Linked DNA regions of Homo sapiens: region 1 is linked to region 2. A link is a loop called in an ENCODE intact Hi-C map of the cell type or tissue named here. Cell type or tissue: dorsolateral prefrontal cortex. All regions are shown on one strand.

Region 1 (8,000 bases), 190 kb after region 2:
CTACTGTGCCTGTTAACAATAATTAGATAAAAATAAATAAATAAATAAATAAATAAATAAATAAATCCTGCTGGTTTCTTATCACCGCATTCTCCCTTAGCAAGGATTCGAATTGGCTGGGAATAAAGAAAAACAGACTGAAACAATATGTTTAGGAATGTATTTACTTCTAAAATATGGTGTATGGCTCAACTCTAGGCCAAGGCCTCTGATTTGCTGAGATTTATGAGACAGATGAAGTGCATTGATTTCTGTACAACTTGGAATGGGGGAGGCAGGGAATGGGAAAAATCTAATAATTGCATTTAAGATGATTTGTTTAGTAATGAGTAAAACTGGGTGGGCATTATAATCAAGAATAAACTACAGAGGCAATATTTTATAGTAGATTTTACATGTTTTTCTATCAATAAATTTCAATAATTTAGATCAATTGTGGAGATATATATATATATATACATATATACATACATATACAATATAAACTGAAATGAAGAATATCAGTTTCAAAATGATAATACTCTATAAAAATTAAATTCAAAAAGAAATGATACATATCTTAAGAGAGGTAAAGTTAGAGTGGGGCCGTTAAAAGTTAACTTCAACATTTTAGTGGTTAATAAACCATTCTCTATGTGTACAATATGTCTTTAAGAGAATTACATCTTCTGAGCCCCAGGATTTAGTTTGACAAACTGCTACTACAGTCCATTATCCATGAGGACATTAGTATATTCCTCATTAAAATACCATATAAAGCAAGCAATGATAGAAAATTATGAAAACAGAGATGTTAGCTTTAAGACATAATGTAAAGCATAAAGAATGTGGTAATCAGGAAGGAAAATATTATGGGGCTAAGATACAAACTGTTGTCTGCTCCAAAAACGACTCATGTTTTGATCTAACAACAAACTAAATTTGGGAGAAAGGACAACAAAAATATAACTAAAAACAGAATACATGAAAAGCAGTTACTGGATATCAAGAATGTGCCTTATAGAATCCAATAAAAATTAATCTGAAAATAAGAAAAACATATTTTTCAAAGATTTACACTTATTGTTGATAACTACGCTTACTCTTGACAGAAACCAGTTAAAGCAAATAGGGATAAGTTAAATAAGGTATATACACATACCTGTGTGTGTTAGAGGGAGAAGAAAGGGCATGGTAGATATCTCAGAATTCAAAACCACAAAGATGCCACTACCCTTTACCTGTATTCGTGACTTATTTTCAAATATCTATTTTATTGTATTCTCATTTTTTAGTCCTGGTCATTCTGCTTTTCCATCTGTTCATATTGTAGGTAGAAGATGCTAAGTCTTTTTTCTTTGGATATATATCTTTGGATATATATATTTTCTTTGGATGATTCTCTATACCAGTTTTATACTCAGGAGGCAGTATTTGATTTGCAGAGTTTGAGTCAAATTTAAATCACTGTGCTATCCAAACACAGCCAGAGATGAAGGGTCTCAAAGCATTCCTTGGCCATTTGGGACGTGTTTTCTGTAGGAAGGCAAGATTTTTCCAGCAAGGTCCACACACTAACTGCAATAGGTATCCACTTTATTAAGCTATGCCTTTTTGAAGAGGAATAAGGATAGGGAAGGTAGTATTGTCAAGGTCTGGGACTTTCACATTTAAGAGGTTATAAACCAGTATTATATCTTTTCAGTAGCATTCCAACACGGAGCGTTTCCTGTCCAGTATTGAATAACAATAATAAAAACCCATTTAAAAGCTGCTCTAGTGTGTATCATCACCATCTATGAGGAATTCTAAACAATGCCAGCATAAATACTCCTCCCAGCTGGGATGAACGTCTCCCCACCTCCTCCTCCTTTGATCTGTCATTGTCACTTTCAGTGCCATTAATGAGACAGCCAAGTATAAACGGGTCCCCGGAGAACCTCCAACAAATCTGCGCACTGGGAGAACAGGGTGGAGCCATGGAAGTTCCTGCCATTTGCAGAGGGGAGGAGCCTGGCCCTCCTGTTCCCCTGTGGGAACCTGGGATTCAATCTGGGAGATGAGGGTCTGTTAACAGGAACCCCTCTATCGCTTTGCTGCATTGTTTTTCCTTTTACCTATTTGCCCAATAATTCCATCCCCCTCACCCTTCAAAGTGTCTGCGAGCCTAATCTTTCCTGGTCGTGTGACAAGAACCCGGATTTTCCTACATTATGATGCTGGGACAGGAAGATGGAGATAATGTCTACCAAGGACTCTTCTATTCTACTTCAAGTCATGTATTAAGACTTCAGTTGTGGCAAAATTGCACCTGTGCTTATAGTAAATAATAAAAAAAAAAATAGATCAAGAAACTTTCTAATAGATGTTTTTCCTCTAGTGATTTTCAACATTATGGAGGTTTAATGAGTAATAACTAAAGGAGTTAATGCAACACTGAAGGAGTGTCTAACAAACTCAGAGTATCATTTGGCTAATGGTAAATCATAGTCACTATTTGGTAATTTAAATATAAAACTATTATTAGTGCCTATGTAAAGAATAGTACTTCAGAAAGCGAACACTTAAAACAGGTCAGAACCCTAATGTGAATCCATTTATTTTACTTAGCAGGGGGTTGAAAGGAGAAATGTAACATTAAAAAGCTTTCTGAAAGTGAGATGTAAATTGTAACCATTTTACAAAATTGAAGCCCAAGACCCATTGTTATAACACTTCGGAATATATACAGATTTTTGAAAACTAAGTACTTGGAATCCACATAATAAAAATATAGGTTAATTAGAGGCTATATATCTTTTAAAAGTCTATTTTTAAATGATTGCCTCCAAGACAAACAAAGGTAGAAAATGGGATTCAAATTTAATACAGCATTTAAATTTCTGAACTCTCTTAGCTACTTATTTTCATTACAAAGCTACACAACTTTCTCCTTTTAAAATCTAATGCCTATGCAAAGTTATACTCAATATTTTCTTATTATATCATTAGTTTCTAGATCTAATTCTGAATATCTTCAGAGGAAAAATTAGATTGTTAAATTCAAATACGAATAATGTATTCTTGGTTAAAGAGCAATTCTAAGACATCTTTCAGTAGAACAATACCAAAAACCCCATGTTCCTGAACCTAAGCCTTGATGTATGAAAGGTGTTCCCCTCATATGCAGGACCCTGAAGCAAGGCATTCCCCTGTAGGAGATATATGGTCTCCTCGTCTGCTTACAGCTCCTAGTCTCTGTTGTCCACAGTAAAATAGAAAGACCCCTAAAGACCTGTTGCTTAGTAAATACAGTAAACAGGGACACTGTTTTGGAAACTGCTGCACAAAATAATTTCAGAAGTTATTGAGAATCTGATATCTTGTTCAGGAAATTTATTGACAAACTGTTAAATGAATTGGAATTGATGGAATTGCAGTTTCAGGTTCCTTTCACAAGGTGGCAGGGTAAAAGAAAATACAGGCACCAGGGTATGGTTTTGTTTTGGTTGGTTTGTTTTTTGTTTTTTTTTTTGTTTTGTTTTTTGTTTTTTACAAATTGTGTTCTCTTGTCAGAACAGCACTGTGTTTCAGGGAAATTGAAAGCACTGGAAAGGAAGTGCAATTATTGGCAACCAAGAACCAGTTTTGAAGAGATTTAGTAAATGCATAATTTACCAATAAAAAGGTTGGCTTCAAACTGCTACTGTACTTCACAGGCATTTCAAAGAATTACCCATATAACTATTTACTTCATTGAGCAGAACAGTGCCTAAAGAAGCTGTCAATCTTCTTTAAAAAGAGAAAAGATGTGTGGTGGAGGGCGGGGCGAGGGCGGAGAGTGAGGAGGTTGGTTGAGGAGAGAACAATGCTCATCAAAAGCACACCAATCTGTATATTTTAACCGAAGAATTTTAACCCAGATGAACTGATTGTTTGAGTAATAGTCAATCAGCAGCATCTTCAGAGGTTCACCAGAAACAGAGTATTGTGCTAGGCACCCAGTCCGGGTGACAGATAGAGAAGGAGAAGAGATTAAATACAATGTTTTTAAAACTATTGCTCAGAAATTAAAATTTCAGAATATTCCAGAAATATATTTACATTTATTGATTAAGCATTATGTAATAGTCTTTGCTCTGAATCTTATACGGTACTCATCATTTTATTAGCAAGGATATAGATGCACGTAACTTTTTCCAAGTTCACAGTGATTGTGAGTGATTATTTTTAAGTGAATATTTGACATGGACTCTTATTATCTAAAACACACTAATGACTTCCTCTTGCTCTTGAAATAAAAACCAGAATCATCTAAAATGCTCTACAGGACTCTTCATGGTTTACCCTCTGCCCTTTTGTGCCAGCTTCCCACTGTTCCACGTGCTCCCAGGTTCCCTGAGCTCTGGCCACATTCAACCTCCTGATACCTGGGCCTGGAATGCATCTTCCTTTCCCATCCTAACCAAGCTGAGCTGCTAACCTCTACTTTTTCTCAGAGAACTCAACTCATCTTCCCTCTCCCCAGGGCAGCCTTCAACAAGGAATAGGTGAAAGACCTATGGCTCAAGCTTTCCCAGCAGCAGGAGGCTCTGCTGTAAGCATCTATTACAGTATTGACTGTGGCCTCACAGTACACTGAGCTCCCTAAGGGCAGTGATGAGCCTTGCATTTGAATTAGCAAATACACCATCAAGCAAAGAGTGGCCCATGTACACACATGACACATAATATTCTACTTGCTACTGGGGCTTGTAAATACTTTGTACAGATTGTATGCAATGATGTTTTAAATTTGTATTTTGTGGTGAAATTCCTCAGACATAATATTTCACAGCAGAATAAATGTTAACTCATCTATTTTGAGGAGTCCTGAAATGGTGAATCCTTTTATGTTGCTTAACTAGAATAGAAGCTGTATTCTTTCAGGCCATTGCATTGGTCTTATCTGTTTTTAACTGTAGACATAATATTGTTCTAAAACATGTTTACAGAAATCAGTCATGTAAAAACTGCATTGGGGAATCAGATTCTGACATGAATTCAAGTTATTCATTTGTAACTCTAACATTGAAATGCACTGGTTCATATCAAAGGCTATTACATTGTCACTGGCTAGCTAGGTGACGTTGGGTAAGTAACTTCATCTTTGCAGACAAGGTTTGGCATCTGTAACAGGAGTGATTAAAAGAGATTATCCCTAAGGTCTTTTACAGTTCTTAAATTCTTTGTCTCTTAGTTCCTCTCTAAGGAATTTTAACTCTGAAAACTGCTAGCATTTCACATCCTACTCTCTTTGCAAATGAGAGATTTTCAATTCCCAGTGATGAACTGAATCTGCATACACACTTGTATTTTATTACACTAGAGTAAAAGGATTTAGGGAAAAATACACATATATTCAAATTCTCCTCCTAAGGAAACCGGATTTAGTTAAATCATGAATAGAAGTCAGGATAAGTATATTCAACATTTACCCGTAGCTCTTTTTCCCCAACTGTCTGTTTCCGATATCTAAAACATAGTAACATTTCATTAAGAAGTCACAGCAACCCTTCTCTAATTTGTGAAGAGTACATTGTGAATTACATGAATAGTTATCAGCATTTCAGCATATTAGATTTCTTCCCCCGCTTAGTAGATGTTTATGAGTCCTTTGGGTTTAAGCACACTTATTCATTAGTTAGTACGTCATTGAAGAAGACTTAATGAAAATATTTCTTTTTTAATAAAATATTAACTCTTAATCATATATACCTTTGTACAGTGGCATTGCACAGAGAGCTGTTGAATTCTAAATATTCAAGATATTTTAAAAATATGTCTTCTTTGTGATCCTTCCTCATCCCATCCTCTGTCATTTCTTTTGTTCATGTAGATTTTTGTAAGTATCTTCTCTTACTCTGTCACTAATCATTGTAGTATTTGTGAACTAGTTTTAACTGCACTGCAATTGAGTCTGTCAGATTTGCATTATAGTCAGTGCTTGTGTTTTGTTTCATAAATCCTTATACTGAGGACTTGAGATTTAATGTTTATCACTTACTTTTAGGTTTTTATTCCACAAAGATATTGCATATAATGTGACATAGTGATAGTGAGCCAAATTAATCATTTTCATAAGCTTGTCCATTTGTCTCAGCACCACTTACAGAAAAGGGCTGTCCAGTGCTGTGCTATTAAATGTTTAACAACTGACTTGCCAGAGGGGAAAATACCTTATTGTAGTGTTTGCCAATTTCAATGGTGTAAATCCACCTAACAATGCTGATTTCAATATATTAACATGACATCGATGAAACAGTCGAGCAATGATGAACAGTGATATACCATTATCTATTATTTTTACCATGCAAATACAAGAGAAGTAAATGACATCAAAACATATATAATAGTAAAATACAGCCAAATAAGTAGAAAGTTAGGTTTTAAGTATTTATTAACTTTGGTTTTAGTATAATTTATTGCTTATTTATATAATTTAATTTTTAATTAGTATGTTTAATAATTGACTTACACATTCCTGAAAATTTTGTAATTATCTCTCACAAGCCAGAGCAGGCCAGCTCTTACACACCATGGAGTTTGTCCTTTTCCAGTTTTTCTGCAATAACACCTCTGTTCTATGTCAAGTATCCATACATACACAGTCCTCTGTTCAGATTCTCTATTTTGTATTTCCTTATGTGTCTTTGATTGTACTAATTCTGCACTCTTAATTATTACATATTTATGCCTTTGCCATGTAAGTCAAGTTATTCTTCCTTTTTGTAATATTGTGTGTGTGTATATATACAGTGTAAAGCATGCCATTTTGATGTATATATACATAGTGAAATTATTACTATAGTCAAGCAAATTAACATAACCATCTCCTCACATAGTTTTTTTTTGTAGTATAAGCAACTGAAATCTACACTCCTAGCAAATTTTCATTATACATTATTAACTATAATGATCAGGCTGTACATTGATCTCTAGACTTAATCATTCTATATAACTACAACTTCCTACTTTTGACCAACATCTCCCCATAACTCTCCCCTCCAAGCCCTTGATAACCACAGTTCAACACTCTATTTCTGTGTATTTAATTTTGTTAGACTCCACATATAAGTGAGGTCATTCAGTATTTTTCTATCTGGGTCTGGCTTATTTCACTTAGCATAATGTCCTCCAGATTCATATATGTTGTCACAAATGACAGGACCTTCTTTTTCAAAGTTGAATATTCCATATATATTATGTATATATAGATACACATATACACACACACACACATATATGGAGAGAGAGAGATTAGTGATATATATAACAATGTCTTTACCCATTCATCTGTTGACAGACACTTAGGTTGTTTCCATATTTTGGCTATTGTGAATAGTGCTATAATGGACATGGGAGTGCAGATGTGTCTGCAAGGTACTGATTTTATTTCCTTTGCATACATACCCAGAAAAAGGATTGCTGGATTGTATGTTAGTTCTATTTTTAGCTTGTTGAGGACTCTCCATACTGTTCTCCATAAAGGCTGTAGCAATTTACATTCCCACCAACAGTGTACAAAGGTTCCCTTTTCTTCACAACAAAGCCAACATTTATCTCTTATCTTCTTTATCATGGTCATCCTAACCAACCTTACTGTGGTTTTCATTTGCATTTCTCTGATGGTTAGTGATATTGAGCACATTTTCATATAACTGTTGGCCATTTTTATTTCTTCTTTGGAAGATGTTGATTCAGATCCTTTTCTAATCATCTCATTTTATAATCAGATATTTTTGTTATTGAGTGTGTGAGTTCCTTGTATACTTTAGAAATTAACCCCTTATTAGATATATGGTTTGCAAATAAATTTTCAGTCTGTAGGTTGCCTTTTTTATTTTCTTGATTGTTTCCTTCGGTAGGCAGAAGATTTTTCTGATTTTAAATTATGTTGCAAAGCTGCAGTAATCAAAAGGGTATGGTACTGGCATAAAAAAAGACACATAGGCCAATGGAATATAATATAGATCATAGACATAAAACCCGAGAAACACACC
Region 2 (8,000 bases):
CTCTCTCTCTCTACCTCCTCCGCCCCCTGTCTCTCTCAGTCTCTTCCCTTTCTTTTTCATCTTGTGTCTGCTGCTGCCTGGCAACTTTTCTGTCTGGAAAAAGGCAGGGTAAGAAACTTAGCAGGCCTTGCAATGATAGCTGCAGAAATCCTTAGCAACCTAACTTTCAGGCCAACTCTCCTTCACACACATCTCTTCCATGAGACAGACTGTCAGCTCCAGCTTGTTTAGACACACGTCCTCTCCCTAACTTAACGATGTTCAGATGTGTAGCACAAATTGTTACTATCTACAGTAAGAAATCCAATCTCACAAAAATAATTAAGTTAGCAGAAATGAAATGTGATGTTTGATCACATGTATGGAAACTGTGGCTCTAATTGGGAAGTGTAAGATTACCACTGACTGATAATTAGCATTCATGTGTTGTTTTAAAACAAAAAGGAAGAATGATTGGTTCTACTTTGTTTAATTTATCTTAATGAGAGATTTCATAATATTCTATAGTTTGATGAATTAATTTAACTTGTCAGTGTTAATAACTCTGATTAGAATGAATAAATTATAATGGAGCCTAGTAACAAACAAAATTCGAACGCTCACTCAAGCTTTTCCCTCTTCACTAATAGTGCACTTTATTAATTTATTTTTTCATTAAAGCATATATTATGGGGAAACAAAAGTATTTCATAGAAAATTATACTTAAGCTTTTCATTTATTTATGATCCATTAACATTCAATGGTCATTTAAAACCTAGGAGCAAATTATTTAATTTTAAAGCTCAAATTTGGTCTACACTTTTATCAACCTCACTGATGCTCATAGAAACCAATCTTCTTTTATAAACTGGTCATTTTCAAAGAATATCTGGAAGAAGAACCACTTTATATAAGAGATTTGATGTGGGACAGACAATTTTATCCCATTTCATTTTGACACCGGCTTTATTTCAGTTTTGGAGCAAATATATATTTTCTGCTTAATATTTAATCTGTTTATTTCATATTTTGGCTTCTTGGTATGAATCAGTGTCCTTAGTATAAATTTTAGTCTTAAAAACTCTTAACAAGCATTTAAGTTCATGTGTTGTTGTCCACTTAAGTACTGGTGCATACCTAAGCACCTATACTTTCACCAAATTTTTGAGAGAGGTTTTATACCATTTAGATCTTTATTAATCATGGTCTTAAAATAAAGCTTCAATTTTTTTTTTTTTTTTTTTTTTTGAGATGGAGTCTCACTTTGTCCCCTAAGCTGGAGTGCAGTGGCGCGATCTCGGCTCACTGCAACCTCCGCCTCCCAGGTTCAAGCGATTCTCCTGCCTCAGCCTCCTGAGTAGCTGGGACTACCAGTGCATGCCACTACACCCGGCTAATATTTGTATTTTTAGTAGAGACGGGGCTTCGCCATGTTGGCCAGGATTGGTCTCAATCTCCTGACCTCGTGATCCTCCCACCTCATCTTCCCAAAGTGCTAGGATTACAGGTGTGAGCCACTGTGTCCAGCCTAAAGCTGCAAATTTTATTTTATAGATAATACTTCATTAAGATTAATTCACAGTGGAAATTAGGCTTATCATGTTACCTTTTATTGGTGCTCCAGCCTATACTTTAGTAACTAATCTTCCATATTTACTATCACTATTTTATAGTAACTGTTTTGAGTCCTATGTCATTCATGATTACTGACTTAATTGGTGATTACTTAAGAATTCTATTTTGCTTTATTATTCTGGTCACAATGTGCAGACAATGCATTTTTGATTTTTTTCCACTCAATGAAATAAAAAAGTCAACCAGATGATCTAAAAAGATCATATGGTTTTTACTCTGGCTAATTCATTTAACAGGCTATTAGGAGGCTCTACGTATTTGGAATGTTGTATATTTAGAATACAAAATCTCCTGAGTATTTGCTACTCTTATGATCTTTCCTAGCTTTTCCCTTTTCCAAGCTGACCATGGAATCTAGGGCTGCTGCACGTACTACAGAAGTGAATGAGTTAGTGATTTTTAATCATAGCATTGGGGCACTTTAGTATGTGGTAAAAGTCTTTGGTGGGTCATACTGTTCCTGGCTGCTTTCCTTTACTTTGCAGTGAAGTGGAGGGCGATTGGTGGTAATCTTTCAGAAGAGGAAGAATCTGGATGTCCTTAGTATGGTTTGTAAGCACTCCTCATTTTCTTGCCAAGAGTTAAGTGGATACAGATCTCCTAATAGCTGACCTTCTAGTTGACTGAATGGGATCATGTAAGAAAGACACCTGCTACGTTGTCCCAGTGAATAAGTTTGTCATACAATACAGAGGTCTGTGGACCCTCGAGAAAGAAACATTTATTACTTGGCACATCATTCAAATCTCTCTCTGTCTCTCTCTCTCTCTCTCTCACACACACACACACACGCGCGCACACACACATATTCTTTAAACTCTGCCACTCATTTCAAAGTTTGTGAATTTTCAGTATGAAGTAAAATATGTAAAAAAATCTTTTTATTCTATATTGTACACTATATTATGAAATAATAAAAACATCTAGGAAAAATTAGACATGTAACAACTTTAGAAGAAAAGAAGCATACACTTCTCTACTAAAAGTACAAAAAAATTAGCCGGGCATGGTCGTGGGCGCCTGTAGTCCTAGCTACTCCGGAGGCTGAGGCAGGAGAATGGCGTGAACCCGGGAGGTGGAGCTTGCAGTGGGCCGAGATCGCGCCACTGCAATCCAGCCTGGGCAACAGAGAGAGACTCCGTCTCAAAAAAAAAAAAAAAAATTAAGCATACACTTTTGAATGTAGGAGTCATATTTCAAACACAAAATGGTTGTATTTTCAAGGGAAAGTAAACTTTATAATTTAAAACATGGAAAAAGTGACATAAAATACATTTATAATCACAGAGTAAGAATAAAAAGGTGAAATCCACAGATTATTGACAATGTTCTGCAAAGTCATCTCTGTGTTCTTTCATCTAGTCCAGTTTTTAATGGCTTCAAAGGAGCATCTAAAGATATTTCTGGATAATTTTACTCTCATAAATAGGTAGATAGTAATGCTGGCATTCACTTATAAGTCTCAAACAGCAAAGTAAATAAAGCTTTTAAAGCATCTTCCTTCACTTTTCAATCGTTCTCTTCCTTAGTTCTGTTCCCTTCTCATAGTTTTCCTCTCCACTCATGTCCAGTTTCAAAATATTAAATATAAAACCTTTTCAACTCTTGTTCTTAGAAGAGAATTCCTGATGTTACAAGGAAGAAAGTAAGTCTACAACTATTAAGATTTCTGAGTTTTAATTCCGTAGCCACTTTGTAATGGCAAACTAAAATTTTAGGGACTGGGATGATCATGTTGTAAACTTAAGTGGTCATAAAAACAACTTTACTAATATTATTATTCCAGTGATTCCCGTTGATGCCTCCGATGGCTCGGGAAAGTTCTTACACCGCCCCTGTAGTATATGGAAAAGGAAAACAAAACAAAACACAAAACAAAAACAACAAAACCCTCAAAGCCTGTTTAAAATGGCTCGAAGTACCCTTTTAAAGACAGAACCCCAGAGAAAAACGCTGCCAATTCGTTGCTTTATTGTTCCCTGCCTGGGGACCTCAATAGCCTTTTCCATTAACCTTCCCTTCTTACGCAACGGTTAATGACTTTGGGGGTTGTTTTGCTTTCTGTTTCTGCTGAGTCACTAAATTTTGCCTCTTTGTCCCCAGGTGCTGCTCAGCATAAAAGTTAAAAGTGCAATTCAGGAAGTACTGGGATTCTGTGTAGAGCCGAGGAAACCATTTCCCTAAGAGAAGCTCTGTTCCTTGGCTTGTCCTTCCTTCCCGGGAAGGAAGCTTCCGAGGAACGAAGGGAGAAGCTTTGTTTTGCCTGCAGAAGCAGCCCTGTGCTCGGCTGAGGGTTCTCAGCTGGCTGTGAACTGCGGAGCATTGTAGGCGCCTGGCTGGCTCAGGCCAATGCAGAAGTCTCTCCCTTCTCCAAAGACCCAAATCCCCACAGAACCAGCTTCGAGTTACTTTCCCTTCAAGGGGATTAAAATAATTGTGATTTGTGGCGCTCTCCGTTCGCGGTGGTATTTTCCTGTTGTGTTAAATGCCTCTTATTAAGTAATAGATGTGATTTATGTGAACGACGAAGGGGTGTGTGGTGGATTCGGTGATTAATCAGTGAATTCCCATCCGCTGGCATCTCTCACTGCCCCTCTTGCGTGATGTAAGATCAGACGTACCCTGCATTGAAAAGTCAAGACACACGGGCGTCTCGCTCGCGCTCACACACGCTCTGCCTCCTCTCTCCCGCACGCGCGCATCCCTCCACCTTCCACATCCTGCTCCAGGCAGGAGAAGGCTGACTGGCTGGACTCATTGAGCTGAAGAATTTCCAGTGACATTTGTAAATGACGCCGCTCGATTCCAGGCTCCAAGCGGCCCCTGCCGCCGCCGCCGCCGCCGGGCCGAAGGTGCCGCCGAGCAGTCTCCAGCGCAGGCTTCCTTACCGGGCGACCACAATGTCCGAGTTTCTCCTCGCCTTACTCACTCTCTCGGGATTATTGCCGATTGCCAGGGTGCTGACCGTGGGAGCCGACCGAGGTAAGGAGAACACCTCCCCGCTCCCCTCCCCTGACTTCCTTGGCTTTCCTGCTGGGCGATGCTTGCAGATAAGTGAGTGTGAAACTTAAGTCCTTGCAGCTCCGCTCCCCGGGACCGGGTGACCACCGTGCGCTGGCCCTGTGCGGGGGTGAGAGGTGCGGTGCGGGATTTCTGAACCAAGTGCCTGAGTCCTCGGCACCCCCACAGCTTTTCCCTTTGGCCGTTTCCCGGTCCCCATTTTGTCCCCTCCGGGAGTGTGTGCACTTGGCTGTGCGCTTCTGTCCGCGAATTCTAAGCGCTGCAGATGTTGGAATGAGAATTCGCATTTCCGAAAGACTTCCCTCCGCGATGGCCCTCAACTGCGAGCTTTTGCGAGCTCCAGGTTCTCCGCGTTAAGCGTGTCCGCCCTCAACTTAGCTCCCAGGTTAACTTCCTTACCTGCTGCATTCGAGGTCCGTGGAGCGGCGAAAGCGCCGATTCAGGCCCCTTTCGTTTCTATAGCCCCTTCCTGGGGGCAGACTGGGGTCAGAGTCCTGTCATCAGCAGAGAGGCTTTTAGGACGATTCCGGGCGCACGCACCTGCTTGAAATTGACTTTTCGATTATGAGGGTCTGTGACACAGCCCAGGTGCTCTGAGGGGCTAACCCACCCCTGGAGTGCCTCTCTCCAGTCTGGCGCTTTGCTTTTCCTTTTTCTCCAAGCAGCTGGTGAATGGTAGAAGTTTAGAAGGGAATGGATATGGGGAGCAGAGGAGAAAGGAGGTAGGAATTAGAAAAAGCCGGGATTCTATAAACTTTTCATCTGGAAAATCAAGAATCCCTGTGCGAGTTTAATAATCTTTGACAACAGATGCACTGGTGAAAAAGGGAGGAAAATACTAGATGAATATTTGGGGCACTGGCCCTGGCCTTGGAATGGTTAACTGGTTAAAGTAAAATCAGAAGTATCATAGATTTTTTTAAAATCAGAAAATGAGCTTATATTGACTGGTATAGTTCAGCTTTTTAGTTTAAATAAGAGAGAGAGAGAGAGAGAGAGAGAGAGAGAGAGAGAGAGAGAGAGAAAGAGAGAAAGAAACCCAGATCCCAATGCCAAGCAAATAGGCAGAATGTTGCATTGGGAGATTTAGTTATTGTATTTACATGAAGCAGATTATGAATTGACAAAAAATATTGCTTCATTATAGGAAAGAACAGGGGAATGAACTGCAGTGTTTCTATTCAACCTGCTGTTGGCAGCCAGATTCTAGCCTTTGTAACATACCTACACGTGTTATTTCCTCTACCAGTGGTGGGACTAATCTGAGTTCCTTTAGGAAATCTGACACTTATTGGTGATAATCTTTTAAGCATATCATTGCCACCTAACCATAGCTTCTGAACTTGCTCAACTTGCCTTGAAGTTGGTGTGGAATGGTTGGAAACTATACTGATGAAATGGAAGCACATAGCTCGCCTTGAAATGATGATGTCTTTGATCTGGAACAATCAGCTCTCAACCTTTCTTAGGAAAAATGTTTGAAGTTGGACCAGAGCAGATGAACAGAATGGAGATTTTCAGCCCAGTATGCTAGCAAAATATAATGGTACTGGCAGACTACTGCTATTGGGCTCTTCCTGATTGAGTCTCCAATCTCCAGAAATTTGACTTCATCTAAAGCTGAGTTCTCAATGCTTTTGTATACATTTATGAGGATAGAACTACTGCTACCATGATTGGAGTAAATATCTGAAGAGAATTTTGTATAGAACATAAAAAATACAGACCCCACAACTTTCTTCTGAGATAGAATATTAAATAACTAAGAGGATTATATTTGGTGCCAATTTAGTTTCATGAGGGAGAGGAACATCTAAGATAGAAGCAGAGCACATGGTAAACGATTGCTAGTTTTTTTCTAAAAAATGAAATAGTGTCGTGTTGTATCACCACGTCCACATGAAGTACTATATCAGATAGCACAAGTAAAAATAATTGTAGACCAGCACTTTGCCACTATTATATATTTAACACACTTTCAAAACTGTTAGCAAAGAGCTAAAATTCTCACAGTTACCAAAAGTGAAAAGGATGGGCCCCATTTGGAAAAAGGAATTTTAAAGAGAGAAATCTTGTTGAAAGTTAAGAAAGAAAGTGTTACTGCATTATGACAAGCTTCCCTCACTAATATGCTGAAACAGAAGATATGGGAATATAAACTCAAGAAAGAGGTTAATGAGATGTAACTTTCTGCACAGGCTTATGTCAATCGTCCTTGAATAACAGAACAGGCATGTGAATTATACAGATGCGTTTTGTAGTGCAAGAGCTAACTGCTTGACAAAAAATGAGAATTCACATTTAGGTTCTACGTGTACTTATTGTGTAATAGGTAGCTTCTCAAACTGTATGAACTATATCAGAAGTGTTTGTATTACCTTCTAGCTGTGTTTTTCCTTTATACATTCATAAGTTCAAACATTGTATTAAATAGAACAAGGCTTGAAACTAACTCGTATGTTTATGTTCAAACCATATACGTGCACTTGTCTTTTAATTCCTTATTGTTTATTTTATTAGTTTATATTGATTCTATATAGAGCTAAACTAATGTACATGTAAGTTTTTATTACATTCTATCACATCTTAAAAAGGAAACATCTTTGTAACTCTTAACAGCCAAAATTGGAAGATAAATCAGATTCACTTAGAATCAACTAATTTGTCATATAACAATGTCATATCATATCAAAGTATTGCTTGATAAGGATTAAAACTTAAAAGGAAGTATATCTTAAAGTGTCAAATTTTCTGAAAAGGGATTGAGAGGCCTAATGCTAGTCTGTGTTAAATTCTCGAGTATGATACAATGTGGAGACACATTTCCAAATAATTAAAGTTCATGCTGTTATAGTCATTTTAATGTATCTGTATAGAAAACCATCAAACAATGGCAATTAAATGTATATCAAAATTTTAATCTCCCCTCAAAGAAGAATGAACTGCGATTTATGTCTCTTCATATGCCACAAATAACATTAAAGTTTTGTTTTGAAGAGGTTGCTAATCTTTGAATTTGTTCTCTTTCTCTCTTCTCAAGCTCAAATTTAAACTGAGTGAGAGAGAAAAGAGAAAATGGAAAAGGTAAAGAAAGAATTTAAATGTGCTAAAACAATAAGAAAGAATGTGAATTGCAGAAAACAGAATTCAGGAGGAAAAATGGAGTTAAGAGAAAGCTGAAGATAAATTTAGGAAAAAGATGAATGGATGGATGGATGGATGGATGGATGGATGGATGGATTCTGCCATACATCAGAATCTGAATCAGTATTTCTTGAATAGGTTAAAATATCTTTAGACAAAATAATTTCTTAAAATGTTTTTATCTCATTATTAAAAACATTATATGAAAATATTTACAGTA

The links. Hi-C counts contacts between places; a loop is a spot of excess contacts. Peaks named below come from ENCODE experiments on the same cell type or tissue, not always from the same donor. Only the 100,000 strongest peaks of a DNase experiment are listed, where the experiment ranks them.
Region 1: it touches region 2 in a loop (4-fold over the local background); 5 of 110 quality-filtered maps call a loop at or near these places.

The regions. Positions count from the first base shown.
Region 1 is chr2:141,937,998-141,945,997 of GRCh38, reverse strand. All of the region lies in intron 1 of LRP1B (LDL receptor related protein 1B), which reads left to right. Among named protein-coding and RNA genes, the nearest start is that of LRP1B, 190 kb to the left of the region's middle. In dorsolateral prefrontal cortex, a CTCF peak has its summit at 3,428 (motif pointing right); no DNase peak of the experiment used is centred here; H3K27ac peaks cover 2,578 bases.
Region 2 is chr2:142,127,245-142,135,244 of GRCh38, reverse strand. LRP1B (LDL receptor related protein 1B) reads left to right here and starts at 4,229. Exons shown (of 91, transcript NM_018557.3): 1 at 4,229-4,597. The coding sequence starts at 4,516. RefSeq lists an enhancer at 3,162-4,361. In dorsolateral prefrontal cortex, no CTCF peak of the experiment used is centred here; DNase peaks (open chromatin) are centred at 3,944, 4,314 and 4,834; H3K4me3 peaks cover 6,828 bases; H3K27ac peaks cover 6,560 bases.